Linked DNA regions of Homo sapiens: region 1 is linked to region 2. A link is a contact called in ENCODE Hi-C or POLR2A ChIA-PET data. All regions are on one chromosome and are shown on one strand. The core of a region is the stretch at or near the end of the contact, and the rest is flanking DNA. Distances in the headings are between cores, read along the strand shown.

Region 1 (7,565 bases), core at 4,057-6,556, 320 kb before region 2:
ATTACACAAGTTGGTTTATGTTACCATGTCACCTATTTTTGTCCTCCACCATGTGATCTATTTTTATACCAGAGAAACATAATATAGTTACATTTACTTGTACAAAGCCCATTTCATCTACATTTATCTGCACCATTTTGCTATGCAAGCTTGTTTGCACAAAGGAACTTACATGAGATCAAAATCTTATTTTCTTGGAATTTTATCTGTGTGGAAAAAGGCATCCCAAATATAAGCTGGACCACCCATAGTCCATTTCCTTGCAAGGGAAAGAGTCCAAACACTTTAAAAAACTTTCTAGATATGGACATATCTAGTGGATGCCTAGACATGGATATGAATTTCTTTCTGAAATGGCAGTCTCACTGACCAAGTACAGATGCTAGTGGTTTTAAAGATTGGGTCTGTGATGTGCAAAATATTTCATATCTAACATGCAGTTATTGGATCACTGTGTTCACACTCATAAGAGTCAGTACAGCTCTTTAAAAACAGGCTGTAAAGCTTACAGCCTCCAAGTCTAGGAAAGGAAATTCATGGGTATTGATCATCTACTGTATGCCAGGCACCACTGAAGTGCTTTACATCTGTTCAGCTGACTCCTAAATGAATGGAGGTTGGGGTTAGTGGGGAAATGGAAGACTTGGGCCACAAGCTGTGGTCTTAGAAACTGATGATGGGACATGGGGAGAGCCATGAGATAAAGGAAATTAAGTCTGAGTTCCAAATGAGGAGTCCTCTGGAGCAAGGAACAGCCCCCAAACCTCAATTTAGGGCTGTGAGGGAGAAGAGGGTGGGGAGAGAAGGACTGCATCCAAAATGGAAATTCTACAACTCCGCTGATGCCTCCATCGCCCCAGAGGAGACCCATAAAGCAAAACCATGAAGAAACACTGGGGAGTCTGAATCCTTTATAGAACATCTTTAGCTCAGTTTGTGGGCAGGGAAGGGATCAGTCTTCAAATTCATTCATTACATGCATTATCTCAATCCTTGCAACAACCCTGTGAGAATTGATATCCCCACTTTATAGATTTAAGAACTAAGATTCAGGAAGGTTAAGTAATTTGCCCAACTGCAAACATCCAGAATCCATGTGCTGGCCCAATTCCCAAACCAATAGGAACCAAATCCTTTTATTATATCTTGTTTCCTCTCAGAGTCTAGGGGACAGAGGAGGGTTCTCCTGCTCCAGACTTAGCTACAAAAAGACTAGAATACCGTGTGAATCTCACTCCAAATTGAGGAAGTAAGAACTTGTAGTCAAAATATTTGAATATTGCATTAACTTTTCATAATACTGCCATTAAATGTTCACACAGGGCATTTTGCTTTAAAACAGGAGCATTCATTTTCTTTCCAGCAACATTTCTTCTCTAATTCTTTCACTTGTTTTTGTAACCAAAGGTGTGTTGGAATTTGTGTTTAACATGTAATCCTGATCCTTCTACTTTGTGAGTTTTAACCAACTTGAGACATAGATGCAGGAAACAGAAGAAGATTGAAATTTATTATATGTATTATTACCCAAATTACAGCACTCTATAGTAAAGCTGGATTGGAGAATGAGCCTTACACTTAAGTCAGAAATAGGGTTTGCTACTCCTTCTTAAGTGAACCAAGCAGCCTGTGTAGTCACAGGTGGAAGGGCCAGACAACTTCATTCTTCCTTCTCCAGCCCAACTCCAACCTAGGAGGAAGCCTTGCATGCTGAATTGCCAAGGGCAAAATTAGAAAGCACTGTACTCGAGCTGCTACAAGCCATGGAAAAATTTCTTCTTTGCTGCTTGGGATGGGCTGAGAGAAAAAGTGGAGAGAGGGCCCCAGAACGTTACTCCAGTGCTGTTTTCTGTCATCAGGATTGGAACAGAAACCCTAAGAGTGGAGTAACAAGCATCCCTCCTGCTATTTGCCAGCTTTTTCATCTCTTGGTATATTACAGTGTGTGTTCCACTGGCATTATGTAAGTTGATTTTAGGTAGCATGATGACAGGCATTTTTTTAAAAAGTTTTAGTAATATATATGTTGTAATCAGAAAAATATGTAACATTGTTTATCATGAGTAAAAAATTGAGCGAAAGATTTTAAAAGTATACACAATATTTAAGGAAAAATATTATATCAGTATTAGTGTGAGCGATATGCAGACACGAAGGCCACATATGAAGGAAGGCTGGGAAACAATGTCATAACCCACTGGACTTAAGCAACTTGGAAGTAAGCCAGGGTGGGCTGTTCCTCTCAGCAGGGAAGTTGCTTGCTCACAGGGCCGTCATGTTCTCACTTTCCTAAACCCTCCTTCTTTCCACACTAATTCCCTCCAGAGCTGCCAATGGGCATTTCGCTTTTTGCCAACAAAAGTCTCTAGCAACATGAGTCAGACAGAACTGCATGCAGCACCCTAAGCAGAAAATGTATTCCCCATTCTATTTCCTATTACTGATTATGCTCAGTCATGTTGTCCAGAATTAATGAATGTATTCATTTTATATTCATGTATACATTCATGAATGTATTCATGAATGCCAAGACCAGATCAACAACATAAAAATATTCTAAAGTTGAACAATATGAAACTCTTCTCATTTTTTAACCCTCCAGACTAAATTCCCTTGCAAATGAAAAGCCCATAGAAATTAAGGTCAAATTCCTTCATTCCCAATTCTATACAATTGGCTCATTCTCAGCCAGAGGGTCTTACACTGATCTCTGGGTTCCTATAAGTTCAGCTATAACCTGGGCCGTCTTTCATAGGAATGGTTACAGCTTCTTCAGTCTTTTCAAAATTAATTCAAATTTCTAAGTAATTCAGCTCTCCAAGGGGTAACTAATCACAAAAGAAACTGTGGCTCCACTATGTAAGTTATTACAAGCAAAATTATGGTCCCCAAATTAAGTGAATGGTGTAATCTTTTTTGACACGGTTGTCGCCACCCAAAGAGCATGGCAGATAACTTAATGGTACCTGTGTTGTAGACAGAAGGACCTGAAAACAGCTGGGTTTCTGTTCCAGGGAGGGCCAGCCAGCGGTGCCAGTGTCAAGAGTTCACAGGCTGTAAATCTATATACACTGAGCAGAAACTGCCCATCAACAATTATGCTTCCACATGTTTAGTGTGTGTGTGTGTATGTGTGTGTGTGGTGGTGGTGGTGGTAGGTGTAGTGGCAATGCTTCTGGCAAACTCCCCATGTATATTACCTACTTTCTCAGTGAATGACATTTGAGACATTATTCCTTCTTAGAAAATTTAGATGTTTTGATTTCTTCATGTCTTGCATTTCATGCTTTTAGCACTTCAGTGCAAGACTGTGATTAGTCTAGATTAAACCTCTATTCCCAAATATCTTCAGGTGCGTTCTCTCTAGGAGCGTGAAGTCTCTCCTTTGTGGAAACATGAGGAATGGAGTAGTGACCATCACTCTACTCCCTTAGCACTATTTTAACTTAATAATATATCATATTGTATTTATTCAGATAATAGTAATTGTCACCACTATTCCATATGCTTTTCATTCCTACCTGGGCAGGTCAGGTTGGTCCCAGCTGACCAATAGTTAACCATAGTCAAAATTAAAAAAAAAAAAAAAAGAAGTTAAAACTCAAGGATCACAGAAAGAGCCAGGGAGTCAAGCTTACTCTTCTCAAGAAATAAGAGAATGATGTCAAAGTTTAGCAAAGCTTTAAGGAGATTCTAGATCTGATGGACTGAAATAGTCAAAAGTTAGTATTCCAAAGAATTAGGCCCCTGTAAAGACAGAACACAGTAAATTGAAAGAAGACCCCAGAAACCCTGAACTTCAGGGCAGGTACTTTTTCTGTTGCCCTTTAATTTCTTCCTGTCTCAATTGGACCTAACCATGAGTATGAGGAGAGTGACTGCAGCTGGGGAAAGAAATAGTGCCAAGAGCTGCAGCTGCAGAAAGTTTTGTTTTCATTTTTTTAACTTTTATAGTGTAAAATTAATATGCTCATAAGTTAATAAAATCAAACAGTACAGAATGGTACCAAGTGAAGAGTAAATTATCCACCTGTCTTCATTCCCCCACTCCCCACGTCTAATCTAGCTCCTTATTTTCAAACATGTTTTGTTCTGTTAGTGGTTATCACCATACCTTTAAGCATATGTTAATATTACTATTTTTTTTGTTGTTGTTTTTCAACTTTAGGTCACATCTATTGAAAGATGAGAAACTTAGTTCGTATTTCTTTATCCATCTACTCCTGAGTTTTTCTAGTCATATTATTTTCTTCTGGTGGTTATCTTTATAATTTTAAAGAATATGTTCAAGCTCTATATTTTGTTACATCAATTTTAGTATGTTGATTCCTTGCTATAGAAGGTACAAGAATTTGTGTCTGACATTGCTGGCCACATCTCTCTGCTACCTTAACATTCAGACTTTTGTGTTTTTTCCATTATCAATTTTAATACTAGTTAGATTCTCTTTTATAGTTATTATTGTCTTCCAGTTTCGTTGATTTGTTGACTCTACAAATTGAAATAGCATTTTCATTATCCTGATTATTGAATTACCCCTTATTGATTGATCAAATAGCATGAGTCTACCTATTAAGGGGAGAAAATGTAATCTAGTTCATTAATACTGAACGATGAATGTTCCAAGTGACAAGATAGAAAAGGAGTCCATAAACTCAATCTTCAAGCCTTCTTATGAAATTATTCATTTAGCCTATATCTTTAATATCCAAGAAATTAAACATAAAACATAAACATTTTTTACTGTGCTTGATTCTAGCCACCCATTCATTTGCTTCTTAACTATGAAGATGTTAATATTTGTTGAAAGATCAATTTTTCTTCTGTTCTCTTAATTACCTACTTTCTTCAGGAGTCACCTAGTATATCTGCTCCACTTGGACGTTCTCATTTTTGCTGTTTATTTCTTCTAAATTTTGTGAGTTTTAAAAATCTATGTGAATGATGGAAAAAAGGTGATCAATACTGGTAGCATGGTTTTCTACTGTGATACTAGGACTTTCCCTTTAATAAAAAGACAGATGCCATGGCTTGTGTACACAGAAGCTAGGAGTATGATTTAGGGTACATTTACATATTTTGTTCATCATGTATTTTTTACAGTTATTTTGACTTTTAAAACTATTGCATTAAAATATTATTTATCTAATTTAGTTAGTTTGGGGGCTCACCCTCAAAATTTTGTGTTCCAGGCTTCGTTCTTCTCACTGTAGTACCTGCCTTGAGACAGGGCCTGAAAGAGTAACCATCATTTCCAGTTATGGTCAGCAGAGGGCAGCAAAGGGCAGTGGAGTACGTGCTTGCTCTCAGGGCCTGGGCATCCTTCACTTTGTGGAGGCAAAAATCAGGAACTGGGAAGTAGAGGTCCAGATGGCCAGAATTAGAAGCGAAACTACTCACAGTGGCAGTGACCCAGGATAGAGACCAGGCTAAGCAGGGAGTGAAAAGGTTTAGTCAAAAGGGAGCCACAATTCGCAGCCCGGTATCTGCCATAGAGATGTGAGCAAGTAGACCTCAGGAGGTGAATCATCACTTGAGTTCTTTCGCAGTCCTGACTGCGACTCCCAGCGTCTCTCAAGCCCGCGGTGTGGCTCCTTAAAGTCTCAGGCATCGACTATCAACTGTGGAAGAGAATGAAAACTTCCTGTCTGAGAGTTGGTAACATGCTGCCAAGTGCTTAGGGGTTCCAGAACCAGCCATTTTGGGGAGGAGAGATTGAGTGGAGTATGAGCACCGAATACAAACGCTGAAGGATGATGACGATATTCGCATGTACATGCCAGCTAAATAATTTAGGAGCCTGCCTAAATGCGATGTGCTTTAAAATATAGTCCTGCCCCCCGAGCCAACACACATCTGGGAGGAAACAATGTTTCGTTGTGGAAACACCATGTGACTTTGGAATCAGACACACTGGACTCTCTGAATTGTTCGGTATGTGGCTCTTGGTTACTTAACTGATGGAGCCTCAGTTTCTCCATCTGTAAAAATGAAAATTCTTATCTCATAAGGCTACTTCGAGGAAATGCAAATGATGTACATGAACTACCTGGCAAAGAGCTTGGCCACCTGTAGTTGCTCGATTGACTTTACTACCTTTTCTCTCTGCCTTCCCTTTGGTCATGGAAGAATATCTGTAATATTGCTTGCTATTTTGAAATGTAAAGTCTTCCCATAAGCATAATTGACATTAGCTGAGAGATTGCTATGTTGGGTACCATAGAAAGTTTTCTATGGTATTATTTAAAATTCATAACAACCCTATGAGGTAACTTATCATCATCTCTGTCTTGCAGATGAGGACATGGAGGCTTTAATAGTATAACTGGTTTTCCCAGTGTCACATAGGTAGTGAGTAATGATCAGGGGTTCAAAACCAGGTAGTAGTTTGATTCCAGAGCTCATGCTCTTAACAGTATACAACCTCCTTTTCTATACAGACATTTTATCATCGATTAAAAATTTTAAGAGAAAAAATAGAATTAAGAAAATAGAAAAGAAAGAGGGAGAAAGAGAGAGAGGGAGAAAGAGAGAGAAAGAGAGAAAGAGGAAATAGTGTAGTTTTGTCTTTGTGATGTGCTTAAATGTTGGTATTACTGGCATAGCATCACCTTGTACTATCTCTTCTATGTGATTTTTAGGGTGAAAATTCAGTTTAAAGAAATAAATGAGAGACTGCTATGGACTGAATTGTGTCCCCCTAAATTCATATATTGACGCCCTCACCTCTCTCTCTCCCTGCCATGTAAAAATATAGTTAAAAAGTGGCTGTCTACAAGCCAGAAAGAGAGCCCCTACCAGAAACTGAAAATGCCAGCACCTTGATCTTGGACTTTAAACCTCCTGTGAGAAATAATTTTTTTCTGTGAGAAATAAACTTTTGTTGTTTAAGTAACCCAGTCTATGGGATTTGGTTATGGTGGCTTGAGCTGACTGAGACACAGACTCTGTCACTGTTATTCTATTAAGAGCTCATCTATCAAATTAAAATAAATAACAAGAATAATTTTTATTGGCTTTTTTCTCATTTTTTTCTAGTTTTTTAAATTGTTTTTTACATAACATAAATTTGCCATCATATTATTTTAAGTGTACAATCAGTAGTATTAAATACATTCATAATGTTGGGCAACCATCACCACCATCCATCTCCATAACCTTTTTCATCTTGTAAAATGGAAATGCTATTACCATTAAACAATAACCCCTCATTCTCCCCTCCCTCCAGCCCCTGGTAACCACCATGCTTCTTTTTGTAATCATAATTTTGTCTGATAGATATAGCTGATTCATGTGTTGTTTAAGTTCACTATTTCCTACCTATTTTTTGTCTGGTTGTCCTATTCATTATTGACAGTGGGATATTAAAATCTCCAACTATTATTGTAGAACTGATTATTTATCCATGCAATTTTCAGTTTTTGCTTTATGTATTTTAATTGACTGTTTTTAGATGCATGCATGTTTATACTTGTTATAACTTCTGCTGGGTTGAACCCTCTAAGTGTGCAATGTCCTTCTTTGTCTCCTCCTTTGTCTCTTGTTCTTGTCTTTTCTGATTTAAA
Region 2 (6,792 bases), core at 176-2,675:
TGTTCATGTCTGCCTACCTACCTACTGTCACATGGGTACTGAGAATAGGTCGGGTTTTTTTCCTCCTATTGTTTTTCATATTTTAGCCGTAAGTTAAAATCACGATACTGATGTGTTTGTACTGTTTAGTCAACACTGGTAAGTTCACACTGTCAGCATTTTTTTATCACTATTTACCCCTAACATTTTTTTCAAACATGCCTTTGAACCAAAAGAAGAAGGATAATTTTTCCTATTTTTCCATTTTCCTTCTCCATCTCCCTGTCATTTGGGCTGCTGTTTTGTAGAACACTCTATAAAGAAATGGTCTCTCAGAAGTGATGAAATACAAGAATTTAAAACCTCTTAATTGCTATGTTTGTTTCAAATCTTACAACACTGAATTCTAATTTAGTGCTCAACATTCCATATTAACATTCCAAGCATTCTTTTATCTAGCAATGATGCAAAATATCAAGCTGAAAGTCAATCACAAGAAGACATAACATTATTCCCACATGATTTAGGATTTGTTTTATTTTGTGTTCAGGTACCTGGGAAAACATTAGGAAAAAATATTTGCCATTGAAGGAAATCAAAATATTTCACCCCAAAATATATTTATTTGAAATATTTAAAGATGGCTGTTAAGAAGAGCTAGAAATACACGAATCGATGAAGATGTCTTCTGTCAGGGAGATTTGCATTTGGAGAGAAAATCTGCACTGATGCAACCAGGCTTTCTCCAAGGTCCTCCTTTGTGCAGATCCAGGAAAGATTCACTGACAGTCTGATACTTTTACAGGCCTAAAGGAAATATTTGCCATCTATACTCCCTGAAGGCTGCTACGTGTGAGGTTCTTCTACATAACAAAACCACTTTTCCTAGCCAGGTCTTCTTCTCCTGCCCTCCTAAAACCTGATTTAGCACCATAACCTTTTTTGGGGTCATGCTCTGAGCCCTCATTCTTTCAGTAACCTCAAGATGGTATATGAGCTTCCATGCCCCCTTGAAGGGTTGGAGTAATTACTCTGTGACTCTCCCCTGTGCACACTAATAAATTTCTATGACCTTTCTCTTATTAATCTGCTTTTTGTTAGTTATTTTTCAACAAACTTTTACAAGGTGAAGGGAAAGTTTTCCCTTGGCCCCTATACCATTTTCAGGTAACCTCCATGTCCATCACGCAATGTATAACTAATTAAACAGAATTTTTAGGATTCTTTTTACGATCTAGTGGAATCTTTTAGTGTGCTATAGAATGCATTAAATATGTCAGCTTATCTCTCATTTTTCCCAAGTTTATGATGTTGTGCTTTTAAATAACTGGCTAAAAGTGGAAAAATGATTCACAAACATTGTTTATGTTTGCTTTTGCCTGACTAATGGCAGTTGTATGACATGGCCCTGGCCAATGCGTAGGGAAAGCTGCCAAGTACACACAGACAGGCCAAACATCCCTAAAGATAAGCAAGTTACAATGCATGGTCTGTGGTGACACCAGATACCTGCATGAAGTAATTCTTCAAGATAAAAGAAATTCACTTAAGGGAAGTACAGCTTGTGTTAATAAATTTTCCTCTGGTAATTGATATTTTCTCATGAAATTCCAAAAATATCCTGCTGGATATTCATAACTGTTTGGGCAGATTTTCAGTTAAACGTCCCAGTTAATTTAGATGAGGGCCAAAAGTCACAAGGAGACATAGAGCTGACTTCCTCTGTCCCATACAAAAGCAACTGGGAAACTTTGGTTGATGCCTTGCTTTCAAATGGGTGCAAAACGTTGTTGCATTAACTTGGTAAGAAACTTAAAACTATTATTAAGAAATAATCAAGAGTTTAAAAAAAATAACCAGGCTTTATGGAATAAGCCGAGATGTAGACCTTTGGCTATAATGACAGTAACCCTGGGGTGAATTTAACCCAAAGGTGTTGACACCTTAGTAAAGATAAATGAGATTGTATCAAAGCGTTTTGACAAAATATTCTTTACTAATTTTGTATAGTTTGTTTTAAAGTATGTTAGTTTAGTCTTTAGCACTTTAAACCATATTTTAATGTCTTCTACACATAATTATTTAAATACCCCCAGCATGGACTTACCAGACTCTTTCTAAGATTAGGGTGGTGGATTGAAATTGTTATTGTAATCACTTGGGTTGGGACAAGTTCTACTTTTGGCACTTGAGTCAAAGGAGAGGAATGGCAATGCAACAGAGTGAAATCACCTTTACAAAAATTATGACACTGAAAGAAATCTGACCTAACTGACTTCATTTTGCCTCTAACCTCCAAGCTGCCCTTGTTCATTCCTGGAAATAGACCAAGCTAACTATGGGAGGAATTTAATTTATAGTTCAACTTTAAAACAAAGATGATCACAGCCCCTTCCTGAAACTAAACACCCTCCACTGCCACCTTTGTAAAACTAACCACAAGGAGTCATGTAGCCAGAGGTCACAAGACTTGTATCCACCCCAATTGCCCCTGTAAGATAATATCACTATTGTAAAACCTAAGATTGGTGTTTTGAGGTATTTTTCAGCCCCTGCATTCTGATGGACCAGCTAGTACCACCCAGACTAGTAACCCATGCCAAGAAACTGGCTCAACTGGTCTTGTGACCCCACCTAGGAACTGACTCAGTGCAAAAAGACAGCTTTGACCTCCTATGATTTTATCCCCATCCCAAGCAATCAACATTCCCCATTCCCTAGCCCTCTCTGCCAAACTATCCTAAAAAAATCCCCAGCCTCCAAATTGTGGGGGATGCTGATTTGAGTAACAAACTCCATGTCCTTCCGATTGGCTAGCCATGCAATTATTAAACTCTTTCTCTACTGCAATAGCACTGTCTCAGTGAATTGGTTCTATCTGTGCAGCAGGCGGGAAGAACCTGTCAGGTGATTACAAGAAAATATACTGACTTGGGCATGAACATGTCTGATTGATATTAATGGAAAAATATCTTTTGATTCTATCATTTTTCTCCATCTCACTATCATGGTCTAATTTCCTATCTTCATTATTTCTAACATAGCTGGAGACAGTAGCCTCCTTTTTAGCTCCTGGGCCTCCAATCTCCCTCTCCCCCAATCCACCCTTTACTCTGCATGAGTGTGGTCATTTGACACCTTTCCTTAAAGCTTTGGACATTGTTCAGTTGCTTATAATCCTCAATGTTCAAACTCCTGATTTGATAAACCAATTTCTTTACAATTAATCTTCAGTCTACTTCTTCAGCTTTATCTGTAGCCATCCCATATATACTTCCAAATGTTTTAAACTGTAATGTTTATCTCAGTGGCTAATAACACAAGCTGTGCAATCAGACTGTCTTGTTACCCAATAGGACTACCTTCAGATGCATAAGCTAGAGACAAAGTACTTGGCTTCTCTAAATTTCAGTTTTCCCATCTGCAAAATCGGGATCAAAAGAGTTGTTGTGAATGTTAAATGACACATACTAATACTCAATAGGTTGCTAGTGTTAATCACAGGAAATAAACACTTTATTCATTCTTATTTTCATGCCTTTACCCAAAACTGTTTTCCTAATATGTCCCCACATCTGGCAATTTTTTTCTCTAGGATGAATTCCTGTTTGTCTCTCAAAACCTTGTTCAAATGGCAACTGCCTTTAAAATTTTTCCTTTACCATTTCACTTAGAAAAAAATAGTTGCCACCACCACAATACTCTAACAGCATTTTGTATGTATTAAATTATTATAAACTGTATCTTCAAAAATCTACACATTCGCTTTCTCCTCTGTACTCTAAGGGCTGCATGGGAAACAATAACGTCTTTGCATCCTTATATTCTGTTACAGGTTGAATTGTGTCCACCCAAAAAAAGACATGCTGAAGTCCTAATACCCAGTACCTTAGAATGTGACCTTACTTGGAAATAGGGTTGTTGAAGATGTTATTAGTTAAGATGAGGTCATACTGGAGTAGGGTAGGCCCCTAATTCAATACGACTGATGTACTTTTCAGAAGAGAGCTATGTGAAAACAGAGACACAGAGAAAATGCATATGAAGATGGAGGCAGAGATTAGAGTGATGCTTCTACAAACACAGGGACACCTAGGATTGCTAGCTGTCACCAGAAGCTAGGAAAATGTAAGGAAGGATTCTTCCCTAGAGCTTCCAGAGGGAGCATAGCCCTGCGAACACCTTGATTTCAGACTTCTAGCCTCCAGAACTGTAAGACAATAACTTTATGTTATTTTAAGCCAGCCAGTTTGTTAATGACAGCTCTGAGAAACTAATACATATCCCTACATTCAGGGAAAAAATGCCAATATATTTGTGTTGAAGAAGAAAATGGCTTTAACAATTTAACTTATTCAATATGGACTTACGTGGAAACATAGAAGCGTTGCATGAAATTGCTAAATTAGACCATCAAAAATTCTGGCTCTAAGAGTCGTTGATTCTGTGTGAGTTCATATTTATTTAATGTCATATTTCAACTTCCTGCTCCATCTAAAATTGAGATGATAGATTCTTAGGAATTAGAACGCTCATTATATTCTTCCTTGCTCAGGAATCTACACTAATTGCTTGTAAGATGGAAATTATTGTTATCATCAAAGCAGTGACGTTAAGTTTCTCAACACATGATTCATAAAAATGACACAATTATTCATATCTATATGTTATCTGTAATCTAAGGATATTGTGTCTGAGGCTGTAGATAAATTTTTCCTAAGCATTTTTATTTATAACATATATGTTCTTAGTGTTCTATTAATCTATTACATGTAGTTATGCTGATTCATGCCTTATCGACACATTAATTTACACAGAAATGACAGCATAAAGAAAGATAAAACAAATCTTATATTCTAGGCCAGAATTAAGGTCTATTCCCTATTTCAGTAACTGTAGCTTAGACAGAGGGAAATAATTCTAGAAGAATTTGGAAAGAGAAATGTAATTTTAGTCATTGTGGTTAAAAGGACATTCATTGTATAATTAAAAATTCCAAAGTACACTGGGAAGGCAGAATGCCACACTACTTGGTGCCTAAAATAACACATTATTATAAAGTAGAGCAATTTCATTTTTAGAGCATGAGAAATTCAAGACTATGAAACATTTGCTTTCTGAGATTTGTCTGAGCCTTAACTTCAAGAACATGCAGTGAAGGCGTAAACTTTATTATTAAATAGAGAATTCTGCCCTCCCTGAGCCAAACATCCAGTTTCCTGACACCTACACTTAATTTTGGCCCTAAATAGATGTCTCACCTTTTATTGTTTAGGTCTGCAAGTGCCAGGCCCCACAATGAAGGAAACTAGAATAGTCACAATCCCAGTGTACATGTTCTCCAGACGGTCATCCACTAATCATGGCTATGTTTTATGCCAGGTTCACCACTGATTTTCTGTGGCAGTTTTGGATAAGTTACTGTTCTCTGAAACTCATCACCATTATTATTGGGGGTTAATGGAACCAGGAAGCACGTTGAAGGAAGGACAATGCTTATTTCTTAATAGAAATCACTTACTAATTCTCTAGCCTAGCAACCGGTGAACTACAGCCCATGGGACAAATCCAGCCCAACACCTGCTTCTGCAAATAAACTTTTATAGGAACAGCCACTCCTGTTCTTTTATATGTTGCCTATGGCTGCCTTTCCCCTGAAGATTTGAGTAGTAAAAAAGACCACATAGCCCACAGATCCTAAAATATGTACTTCTTACTTGGCCCCTTAAAGGAAAAGTTTGCTGACCCCTCTCTAAGCCCTTGCTACTGAAAGTGCAGTCCTCAGACCAGCAGTATCTGCATCAGCTGGGAGCTCAGTAGAAATGCAGACACTCAGGCCCCACCCACAGCTTCTGAATCAGAATCTGCCTTTTCACAAGATCCCCATGTAATTCACATGCAAGTAAACATCGAGAAGCATTAGTCTAGGCTGTCAAGGCCAGGAGTCAGCAAACTTTTCCTATACAGGGACAGATAGTAAATATTTTAACCTTTTTGAAAATATGTCTCTGTTGCAGCTATTCAACTTGGCCTTGGAAGCTGGAAAGTTGCCACAGACAATATATAAATAAATGGGTATGGTTCTATCTCAATAAAACTATTTATGGTCACGCAAATTTGAATCTCATGTAATTTTCACATCACAAAATGTTATTAGTTTTTATTTTTTTCAATCATTTAAAAATGTAATGATTTCAATCATTTCTTAGCTGACCTGCCACACAAAAACAGGCAGCAGGCTGGATTTGGCCCATAAGCCATAGTTTGCAGAGATCTAGTCTAGGATACTGCCTCATTACTTACTGTCACATCATTGTTTAGCCAATACTTTGCCTCCCTTTTCACTCTCCCCAAGACTCTAAACACCTAGTTTATATTTTCTTTTCTCTTTTATTTTCTTTCTTTCTTTCTTTCTTTTTTTTAAGAGACATGGCCTCTGTCTGTCACCCAGGCTGAAGAGCCATGGCGTGATCATAGTTCACGGCAGCCTTAAAGTCCTGGGCTAAGCAATACTCCTGACTCAGCCTTCTGAGTAGCTAGGACAACAGGTGCATGCTACCAAACCTGGCTAATTTTTAAGTTTTTATTGTTTGTAGATACAACGTCTTGCTGTGTTCTCCAGGCTGGCTTCGAACTCCTGCAGCTCAAGCGATTTCCTGCCTCGGCCACCTAAAGTGCTGGCATTACAGGCATGAAAGACTGCACCTGGCCTAGTTTATATTTTCTAGTACATGTGACTTTAGATCAGTTACTAATTACTTATCTGATTTATCCTAGAATATGTTGCTGTTCCTCCTGTATAATTTCTAACTT

Evidence for each region. A loop is a pair of places that touch in the nucleus more often than their neighbours do. ChIA-PET counts read pairs that join two places held with the same protein, here RNA polymerase II (POLR2A). Pooled maps may share reads with other maps.
Region 1: a map of Panc1 shows a loop between it and region 2 (17-fold over the local background). The contact joins two enhancer-like sites. A Hi-C loop is called at or near these places in 9 of 168 maps with a recorded cell type or tissue (Calu3, IMR-90, PC-3 and 5 more) and 9 of 50 pooled maps. POLR2A ChIA-PET finds 5 or more read pairs at or near these places in 2 of 52 experiments (AG04450 and HEK293).

The regions. Positions count from the first base shown.
Region 1 is chr4:120,047,777-120,055,341 of GRCh38, reverse strand. No RefSeq gene overlaps it. Among named protein-coding and RNA genes, the nearest start is that of MAD2L1, 15 kb to the left of the region's middle. RefSeq lists an enhancer at 5,264-5,643. Within about 2 kb of position 5,306, at least 13 of the 41 ENCODE cell types and tissues checked have a DNase peak (open chromatin) inside an H3K27ac peak, as active enhancers do; they include IMR-90, Panc1 and ascending aorta, where a contact is called at or near this core.
Region 2 is chr4:119,724,909-119,731,700 of GRCh38, reverse strand. No RefSeq gene overlaps it. Among named protein-coding and RNA genes, the nearest start is that of LINC01365, 76 kb to the left of the region's middle. Within about 2 kb of position 1,425, at least 12 of the 41 ENCODE cell types and tissues checked have a DNase peak (open chromatin) inside an H3K27ac peak, as active enhancers do; they include IMR-90, Panc1 and ascending aorta, where a contact is called at or near this core.